Regions from separate parts of the Mus musculus genome. Here region 2 is linked to region 1. A link is a loop called in an ENCODE intact Hi-C map of the cell type or tissue named here. Cell type or tissue: left cerebral cortex. All regions are shown on one strand. Each heading gives the region's core, and the rest is flanking DNA. Links, peaks and the distances in the headings are about the cores only.

The links. Hi-C counts contacts between places; a loop is a spot of excess contacts. Peaks named below come from ENCODE experiments on the same cell type or tissue, not always from the same donor. Only the 100,000 strongest peaks of a DNase experiment are listed, where the experiment ranks them.
Region 2: a loop joins it to region 1, with 1.9 times the contacts of the local background. A loop is called at or near these places in 2 of 42 quality-filtered maps.

Annotation. Positions count from the first base shown.
Region 1 is chr19:17,766,470-17,771,858 of GRCm38, forward strand. The region is part of intron 2 of Pcsk5 (proprotein convertase subtilisin/kexin type 5); the gene reads right to left. Among named protein-coding and RNA genes, the nearest start is that of Pcsk5, 68 kb to the right of the region's middle. In left cerebral cortex, for the core only: a CTCF peak has its summit at 3,314; DNase peaks (open chromatin) are centred at 2,889 and 3,289.
Region 2 is chr19:17,481,514-17,486,902 of GRCm38, forward strand. All of the region lies in intron 24 of Pcsk5 (proprotein convertase subtilisin/kexin type 5), which reads right to left. Among named protein-coding and RNA genes, the nearest start is that of Gm41813, 52 kb to the right of the region's middle. In left cerebral cortex, for the core only: no CTCF peak of the experiment used is centred there; a DNase peak (open chromatin) is centred at 2,278.

The DNA.
Region 1 (5,389 bases), core at 313-5,312:
CCTGCTTCTTAACACCTTTAAGAAGCTCTGAGCTGTATTTCCTTATAGCTTGATTCTCCCTTATTTAATGTTCCTAATCCTAGCATGTTTTCTGTCAGTGAGGCGCTTTCTGTTCACTCCATGCTTATTTCTACTGCAGCCATCACTAAAAGCACTTTGATCATTTACCTGTCCAGCTTCTTCATGAATCATACACCCTAAGAAGAAAGGGAGTATGTTATTACTTTTGTGTCTCTGGCCTTTGATGGACAACCTAGATGATAACACAGGCACACCGTATTTGCTGAATTGATCAATTTACCAGTTTACACAGGAAGAATATTGAATATAGTAAGGCTTACATTCAAGCCCTTACATCAGCTGTCCAGACTCTAAGACCAATTGTTTTTCAGACCTTTTATGATATAGTTGTTCCTTACAAATTCTTCAGATCAACCTAATTCAACACCCATTCATAAATGTCCTGTTTGATGCTAGGCACTACTCTGGCAATGGTGTTGTACTGAAATACCTCTGGCTTCCTAGAGTTAGGAAGAAAATTTGGCCAGACAATGGGTCCAGAAGATGTACCTCTGTCTATTTAGCCTTTAACTAAAATGGTGATTTTTGCCTTGGAGATATTCGTAGTCTTGTAATATACCTTAGCAACCTTACTACAAGGTTTACTCATAAGCATGTACAGCTAATTTTGCATGTCAAGTTGACTAAGCTGAGACTATCTAGATTATTACCTCTGGTTGTACCATGAGACCAGTTCTGCACACTAGTGTTTGAGTCTATAGATTCAATCAAAAGAATGCCTGGCCATGCCTGAGTGAATGGGTACCACTTAATCTATCAATGACCTTAAAAGACAAAAGATCAGAGAAGAAAGGCCATTCCTTCTGTCTTCAGAGCTGGGGCATAGATGCTAAGGTTTCTTTCAGCTCTTGGGCAGGGGTTTATCCTAGTGACTCCCTGGCTTCTCAGACATTTGGAGTGGTAGTAAATCACCAGCTGTCCTGAGTCTATACCTAGTAAAGTGCAGGTTATGAGGCTTTTTGGCTTCCACAATCAAGGTGCCAGGTTCTCCTCCATAGTCTCATTCCTTAAACACATTTGAGGTACCTGTTTTCTCTGAAGACCCTTGGCTAACACAGCACTCTACAATGATCTGTGAAGGACCTCAGCTGGTAGCCTTTTGCTTTCTATAGCAGACTCTGCTTTTTAGGTGGGAATCTTAGTGATCCTCCAGGGCCCACCTTTTGTCTTCAAGTGAAGAACTTGAATCAAGGTGAACAATTGTACGTGCATGATAGAAAACCCCTACGCCTTTCAAGATAGCTCTTTGACCCATATTCTACTACCATTTCTGTCTAACACTTGAGCCTGGGATTTAGCCAAAAGGGATTAACAATCCTATGTGTAAAGGCAAGAAAAAAATTAAAATATGAAAAATAAACCCTGTCTTCCTAAAATGATTTTATTATGGGGCCCTTTGGAAATATACTGCATGTACACAGCAGATGCACAGTGAACGCATGATTAGTTTGTGAAGCTGAAATGAACCATACATTAACAATGGCATTCGTCAAGCTGAAATTCTCCTGATGTTAGTCATTCATTGGCATTTGTGTATTTATTCCATATGCATGCCATAAATATGCAAACATTCAGTAGCCATCAAGTATCATAGACAAATGCTACCAGGTACTGAGCATATCTTCTAGGCTATATGAAGGACACAGTTCCGGTGGGGCCTGCTACATACACTGGAAATCACTGCAATGTTGGCAGGTTTTTATTTCTGTGCTAACTCATTGCTTTTATATCAAGGTGTCTTTAATATATTTGAGTACACTGAGAGAATACTGAAAGAAAGTTGTAAGAACATTCCCCAAATCCTTGACTACATTCATCAAGAAATGTAAATATTCACTGCCTTGTGTGGGTGGGGGATCTCTGTAAAAGAAAAAAAAGTACTACAATAAAATGAATTATTTGAACCCCAACTTGCTTGATGAGCCTTGGTAATAGACTTTTACTCAGTTAAGGGCTGACCTACATAAATATGGGTTTTAGGGTAGATTTTTTTCTGTTATCTAAGACCGGCCCATCTTAAACCCATATATGCAACTAGGAATGCTGTCACAAGACAGTGAAACATTAAGCCAGCCAGTGTCATTGGATTTGTCCACAAAGAACCACAATGGGATACAAGTACTAAATTTTCATCACATTTAATCCTCTCAGTGGAAGAAAAGGTTGGATATTATTTCCATTTTCCAGATTAAAAAAAAAAAGGTAGATTCAGAAATGTTAACTGATATAACTATAAAGATATAAAACTATCTGATGTAAATCCACTTCTAATTAAGGCTGTAGTTCTCTCTCTCTCTCTCTCTCTGTCTCTCTGTCTCTCTGTCTCTCTGTCTCTCTGTCTCTCTCTCTCTGTCTCTCTCTCTCTCTCACACACACACACACACACATACACACACACACACACCTAAAAAACAAAACAACCCCCCCACAAAACCCCAAAAACCTTCTTTAATAAAAAACTAAAATTGGACTCAACAAATGTTCATATACTACCCCCAGCATCTGCCAGGTATGAAGTCTATAGTTCCTTATGTTGGTCTAGAACCAAAACAAACAAACAAACAAACAAACACAACAAACAAACAAGCAAAAACATAATGTCATGATGCTGCATGTGGTAGACACTGTCAACAAAATGATTCAGGGGATGAGACCTCTAGATCTTTCCTCCTTCCTAAACACAAAGGCTCCTCAGATTTTTCACTGTAAATTGCTAGAATTAGAAATTTGAGAATAATTTTAGAGGAAAGCTGTGATTTTCATGGGTTTGCCAAAGTCGGCTGTCTGAAAGAGCCAAGATTATGTTATTTTCCCGAATGGTATGCTAGTAGATATTCCCAATTGGCTGTGCTGAGTAAAGTCTCCCTAAACACTAACCTCTGAGCCTACTCTGATCATCTAACTTTAATTTTAAATAATAAAAAAGCAAAAGCAATAATGGATACAATGCCAGCAACAATTTAGCTTCAATTTATTGAGTACTTTAATCCCCATAAAGAGTCCTAGGACTTTGGTTAGCATCATGTAAATGACATCATTATGAAAGGAAACTGGACTCAAACAAACATTGGCTTTTTTGCCCACGTTCCCACAGCTAGTAATTGGCAAGGCTGAATTCAGACAAGACTTCACTTCAGAGCCTGTGTGATTAACCATCACACATGCCAGCTCTGATGAAGCAAGACAGGATGAAGTTCTAGACATGTGGGAAGCCCACTGAGACTCTGCTGCCACCTAGCATCTCCATTGATGCCACTTCAGCTTTTGCCAGCCAGTCAGGTGTAATGTCTTCAGCTCCCTGACACCTGCTGATGTCGCCACTGCCAACAGATGGACCAAATTATGTGATCTCACCCCAAATTCTGGTTTTTGGCTAGCCCTCAAGTCTCCACTGAGAGCTCAATGAGTAAATAAAATTATCTATCCCAATGCACCAGGACCATTTCTAGGTTCAGAGGCATGGTGGAACTGGGCACAGAAAAAAACACAAATCACAATTTAAAAGCTATGTTATATATTCTGCTGCACAACAGCTGTCAAAAGGAAAGTGCTTTGATTCTTCTGGAAGAACCACCCTGTCACATTCTAACCCTCAACATCCAGCTGGCTTTAGGGTGATGAATCTGGCAACAAGCTCTCACTCCATGTGGTCCCTGATTGCCTAGCTCTCTCGCCCAGATGGATCCACACTTTCAATTTACTATGCCTTGCCCCGGGCAGAGCACCTTATTCCTAGCCTTCTTTTGACTTTGAGGCCAAGGATCGCTACACACCTACCATTTAAGGTTGTATTAATCCTAAAGAGAATTTTTGACTGATAAACTTTTCATCATGCCTCCCAACCATGTGCGCCCATAGGTCCAGCTCAGCCATACCCAGTGAGTCTTCTTGAACATTCTAAACATAGTCCCCCACATCCAATTATTCAAGCAGTAATCCATATATTTGCTTGCTTGTACTTAGCAAAATGAAGATTATTTATGCCTATTTTTCATCCCTTCTTTGAATGCCTAGTTTACCCCTGGTGGGTTAGCAACCTTCCAGGCACAACATTAGGAAGTGCACGGTTAGGGACATTGTAGATAATTAATTCCTGAACCAGTGCTAGTCAGCAAAAAAGAGAATATAAGCCACATGTCATTTTAACTTTGCTAGTAATCACATTTATAGAAAATAATCAAGTGAGATGACTAGTAATATTCTTTAGTTAACTCAATACATCCAAAATATCATCACCTTAATATGTAAGCAATATAGAACTCATTAGTGAGACCTATTCTGGTACCAAGTTTTCAAACTTAGACATTCATTTTACACATAGCACCTCTCAATTTGGGTGCCAAATTTCCATTAGAAAACTTTCTTTGAATTTAGATTTCATGAGACATTGAAATAATACATTCACATGTCCAACTGTGTCAAATGTGCCTAAACATTTCCTAATAACAATCAAGTCAGGTTTAAAACATAGAGGCAATGAAAATAAGTAAAATTAAAACTCCAGTTTACCTCAGTTGTTCTAGCTATGTACCAAGTACACAATGGCTCCATGTGACCAATGACAGATGTCCTTGAGAATCCAACTTGAATGATTATGTGAGAAAATAAATTTAAACTATCAATATTTAATGAAGTAATTGTAAAGAATATGTTGGTAATGCTGACTGATTAAATGGCCTTAAATTTCTTGGATTTCTCTCTGGTGCTTTAATCACATTTTGCAGCAGTGGAATCTTGTGTTCTTCACATGGAGAGTGTACAGGTGAGGCTGTAAAATGGTGCCAAATGCAGTTGGGAGGCCTGAACTTCAGACTCAGCTCAATCATCAGGCCTCAATTCAGTCTAATAACAGCGATAGCTTCTACAAGAGTGGACACTTAGTTCTTCTGTTTGTTGTTGATGCACCATTTGAACCCTCCCCACTTTTAAATCCATGCAATTGTTTATTTATCTCCATTGCCCTCATAGGACAGGCATGAACTTGCTGGTGGACAGACCTTCACTTACCATAGATAAGGTCGACCAGATGTCCCACATTTGACTGGAAGGACTATGTCTCAAATTAAAGCTCATGTTCCCAGATCACCTGTTTAGGAATATTGTGATTTTTATAGTAGAACTGTAATCCTAGCAGGTAATCAGATGGACACTGTCTCGAGGGAATGAACAGAAAATAATGGGAGGCCCAGGATGGCTACTGCTCAAAACTGGCTTCCTTTTTCATGTATATAATTTTTAGAAATAATAAAACAGGACCAGTCTTGTGACAAATAAAAAGCATAAACTAGCCTGAATATCGAGATTTAAT
Region 2 (5,389 bases), core at 160-5,159, 290 kb before region 1:
TCACACACACACACACACACACACACACACACACACACACACACTCACATATGTGTATATAAAACAAAATAAATTAGTAAGAAAAGAAAGATGCTGGGTATCAGGGCATGTGCTCGTAGAACCAGCTGCCCAAGATGCTGAGAAAGAAGATGCTGAGAAGGAAGTCCTGGAGCGCAACTTGGAAAAGTAGGGAGTCTTTGTTTAAAAGCATAATAACTGCCCTCCCCCAATCAAAACATCAGAAAAGACAGAAACTGCCTAGGCTAGGATACATATACATATGCACATGCACCAGGTCAATAAAGTAATGTTTTTAAAAAGTGTAATAAACAGGTTTAGAACTGGTAAAAGGAATCATCTGATGTTGGTTTCTGGCTACTATGGACACCCACCCACAAGAGAAGACAAACACGCACTGACACATACAGGACCACACCCCAAAATAAGTCCTGTTCCACCACACGTTTGAAACATTGTCTCCACAGATCTTTCCAGTCAGTTGTCATTTGGTTTTGCTACCGATTCCCCCTTTCTCCCATGTCCACGTCTACCTTCTCATCTCCCACATCCACGCCTACCTTCTCATCTCCCACTTTGTCCCTCAACACTTGTTAATTTCCACAACGCCAGTGCTCTTCCTAGAGGTGGAGTCCAAAGAGACACAGATGCCTGTACAAACTCTTCAGACAAAATTCATCTTGAAAAGGCTTATCTTTCTGATAGGACTCTGCAAAGGAAGTAGATGGCTGGGAACTGGGGTTACAGCTGGTACCGCCTCAGACTCACTAATGAGACTAGGGCTGTCCTCAGGCCAAACATGTTTTAACCATTTCTTTCCTGCGTGTCTACTCTATCTGCCCTGCTGAGATGTCCCAAGGCTCTCTCTGAGGGCAGAAGCAGCGCTGGAAGAAATCAATACTTCAGCTGCTTAGAGAGATAATTAAGCAAATTGTCAATAATGTATATTCTTCCTGAGTAAATTCGTATTTAGTTATCACACAATGCTGTCACATTGACAAGAGAGTCCCTGACAGTTTTCAGCCTACCAAGAATAACAGATTGGTTAAGAGATTTATATGCCCAAAGAGTGTAACTAATTATAAGGGCCAGACAGCACTAAGAGATACATAAATTCAAATTGGCCTTGTACTTAGAGTTGCTTCAAATATCATTCAAATACAAAGTAGATCTTCTGACAGCTCTGCCATGCTGGCTTTTCCGGAAGGTTCAATGGTGTTGGAATACAAAATATTTGGTTAGAGGGACTGTTGATGCTTTTCAATCATCTTGTCTTCACTGGTGTCCACGGACAATGAATAAATATTTGAATTGGCAGGGATGCAAATTGTGCAGCTGACAGTGGGGCACAACCCCCCTGGAGAGGCACAGTAGTAGAAGAGAGCAGAATAAATAATGATGGTGGAAAGAGGGTTCGGTGTTCCATGGGCTCCAGGTTTTATCATGTCCTCTAATTCCGGGGATGGAATGCCATGACAGGCAAGGTCCTTGTGGATCCCCATGCTTCCCGAGCCCTAACAGGCAGAAGTAATGGATATTTACATACTGAGCCCTAGAAGGCTCACTCACTGTGCCGTGTGTCCATGCATCTGTTCATTTATTTCATAGCTTACATTTCAGTGGAAGGCAACAGTTTTAAAAGCAGGTATAGGGCTGGCGAGATGGCTCAGCGGGTAAGAGCACTGACTGCTTTTCAGAAGGTCCTGAGTTCAAATCCCAGCAACCACATGGTGGCTCACAACCACCCATAATGAGATCTGACACCCTCTTCTGGTGTGTCTGAAGTCAGCTACAGTGTACTTATGCATAATAATAAATTAATTTTTGGAGTAGAGCCAGCAGGGACTGAGCGAGTGGGTCTGACCGGAGTGAGCAGGGTTGACCAGAGCGAGCAGAGGTTCTAAAAATTCAGTTCCCAACAACCACATGAAGGCTCACAACAATCTATATAGCTACAGGGTACTCACATACATAAAATAAATAAATAAATCTTTTTAAAATGCAGGCAATATCTTAAGCAGTGTATGTAGTAACCTGTTTCTGAATCATGCAATAGAACATGCTCATTTTCAAAACACAGGTAATTATTCGTAGGGCAAGTAAAATATAATTATTTTTTCAACAAACGCATGCCATGGACAGTAGAAAGCAAGCTCTGTGAAGACAGAGGTTTTGTTTCCTGTAGGCTCACTACTAAGGAGATCGCCTTGGCACTTGTGGAAAAGGAAAGCTCACAAATAAATTTAGACATTTAGATAAAGATTAGAAAGGATGTGGGAAGAGAAGAGAGACTCTCATCTCAATGAGCTAGTGAGAGAAAATGCCATCCAAGAACCAACCATTTGATTAGAGACTGGAATTTTAGCAGGAGCTAGCTGCAGAAATCCTACAGACAGAGGTCAGACCCATTTAAGGAACAGCAATAGGAAACAGGTACAGTGGCATATGATTGTAATCCCAGCACTTGAGAAGATGAGGCAGGAGCATCAAGAGGGTTGGAAGATCAGGGAGAGTCTGGAGTTGGGGGGGTGGGGAAGGAGAGGTGAAGGAGGAGGAGGAAGAGGAGGAGGAGGAAGAAGAAGAAAAGGAAATGTGGTAGCAGCAACCACTAGGGCTGGACTGGATCAAATGAGAGGCAGGCAATGAGGTCAAGGTCATGGCACGACCAGATCAAATTGTCATTCTTACTCCTCCACCCAAGCCCCTCTACCTTGCTGATCATTAAACCCATGGCCTCATATATGGTAGGCAAAAAGCCACCACTGAGCTAACCACTAGCACACATAGAATTGTACTGACCAGAATAAGAGATTCACCTTCTAACGGAGACTTTTGTATAAAAGCCCCAATGTGATATGATCTGCATATAGAAACCTAAGGATCCTATGAGTTCTAAGTGGGGAATGACCTGTTTAACAGTAGGAGTATTTACAACTATTACATCCAGCCAAACTCAACTAGGGCACCATGTACCACTCTTGGGATGCATGTTTTAGAGAAAGATATATCAGAAGAAATAATCAGAGGTAAATAAATTAAGAATGTGATAAGAAAATTCAAACTTGGGGGACTTCAAAGAACTAACATTTTGGGACACGATGTTGGGGACAGGATGAAGGATTGAAATGACTTTCTGGGCTGGCTTGAGCCCTAAGTGGGCAAGAAAGAAGGAGGAGTCAGCTGTGTGTTGGATTTAGAGAAAGAAGAAGCAATTAACAAGTCATGTATTCCAGCTACACCCTGCTGTGAGAGGCTAAGGAGTGCCTGTGTGGTCTGCAGTCCTTACCCTCATGGAATTTGCAGCTGGTGGGGAGAGGACAGTAATGACCAAGGTTGGCAAGCACGAAGCTAATGTGTGTCGAATGATGGGATGGGAAACATACATACTTCTGATCTAGTTTAGGGCCTGAAAGAAAGCAAAGTGTGATGTTTCCTTTTCTTCCCTCATACTTAAAACTCTCTCTCTCTCTCTCTCTCTCTCTCTCTCTCTCTCTGTGTGTGTGTGTGTGTGTGCGTGTATGTGTTGTATGTCTGTGATGTGCAGTGTATGCTCACATGTGTATTCATTTGAGTAGAGCCCAGAAGAGGACACTGGGGGGTGGGTGTCCTGCCCCTTCACTCCACTTTTTGTTCCCTGAGACAGAGTCTCTCATTGAACCCAGTGCTACTCTGGAAGCTGAGAAGTCTCAGATCTCCCTGTCTCTGCCTACCACCGCCAGCTCTTGAGTTACAGGTGTGCTCATGACCATGCCTGGTGCTTTTCTGTGGGTTCTTGGGACTTGAACTCAGGTCTCAATGCTTGAGCACCAAGTGCTCTCATCGACTGGACCATCTCCTCAGCCCTTTATCTCTCTTTCTTGATGGGAAAAATTTGAAGCATTCTTCTACTTAGGGTTTCCAGATAAAATACAGTACTCAGGAACCCAAGAACTATGAAGTTAGCTTAAGGATAAATGAAAACTAGTAGGAGTCAGCGAAATCCATCTGGGCCTTGGCTTTGACATTGGGTAGGTCAGACCAGAAGAAGAGCACAAAGGGTCCCTCTGAAGCTCTGGATTTTACAAAGATGCATACTCAGATTCATGCTAGCTTCGCATTCTAGAATCTAACCAAAGGAAACAAGTGCACAGCAGTTCTGGGTCAGTAGGATTGCAAGGCAACTGATAGGAACAGCTGTGAATGCTCCCAGAAAAAAAATGTAATTTCAACTGTCATGTCAATAGATTCTTTTTCATTTCTAAAATTTCAAGGAAAATGGACACAGTATAAAGGTTTCCCTCAATGCCAGGTCTTCATGTATGCGAGGCAAATGCTCTACTGTTGACCTACAACCCCAGTGCAGAAGTTGAAACATATCAAGCACAGAAAGAAAGCAGTCACTATGAGAAAGAGGCAGTGGGAGTAACCAACAGCAGAATCAGACCCACAGCACACTCTTAGAAATGGTAAAGAGCCAGAATTAAGAGCCATGAGGGAGGTAGGGTCACGGAGCAGTTCCCCCATTGTGTGACTATATGAAGAATTGTTTGTTTCTACCCTCAGGTTCTTCTGCCAGAGTGGGGGCTTGTCTCCTGTGCTGCTAATAATAGCTGTAGTGGCTTTACAAAGATTATCAGGTTGCGATACAGTGAACATTAACAATCTGTCCCAGTTGGGAATACATCTTATTTATCACTCAGGCTACAGTGCCTAGTCCTATTCTCAGATTCCTTTATTCCACATGGACATTTTTGAGGATCTCACACTATTACATATTTTAATTATATATTGTACATTTAAAAATTACATTCATATGTATATGATTGTGCCTTCATGCACACATACATGACAGCATGCATGTGGAAGCCAGAGGACAACTTGGAGGAGTTGCTTCTCCCCCTTCACTGTCATGGGGTCCCAGGGATTGAACTCAGGCTTGGCAGTAAGCACGGTGACACTCGGAGCCATCTCACTGGCCAACAAATATATGCTAGGGCTATAGAGGTCACTCATTCCCTAGTATAGTGTGGAATTCAGTGTCTCTGGGGCAAGGCAGCAGATAAAAAGACCTATAAGATATGTGCTCATATGCTCATGTGCTCGTGTCACATGATCATATAATTAAATTAACGGGATGGCAAGCAGGGAACAGAGTTCTAAGATGTGAATAGATTGCAAGTGCACTTGAGTAGGGGGCATAATAACAGAAATCCATGGGAGGATGCCTTCGTGAAAGTAAAGGTTGAAAACCAAAAGATGAGTTCGAGAAAGACAGATAGAATGAAGAAGAGCTATGGAGAGAATTTTCTGGAAGAAATATGTCACATTCCTCACTCTGAAGGTCTGAAGGATTTTAAATAAAAGGATGTGAAAGGTATGAGAGTAGATGGTA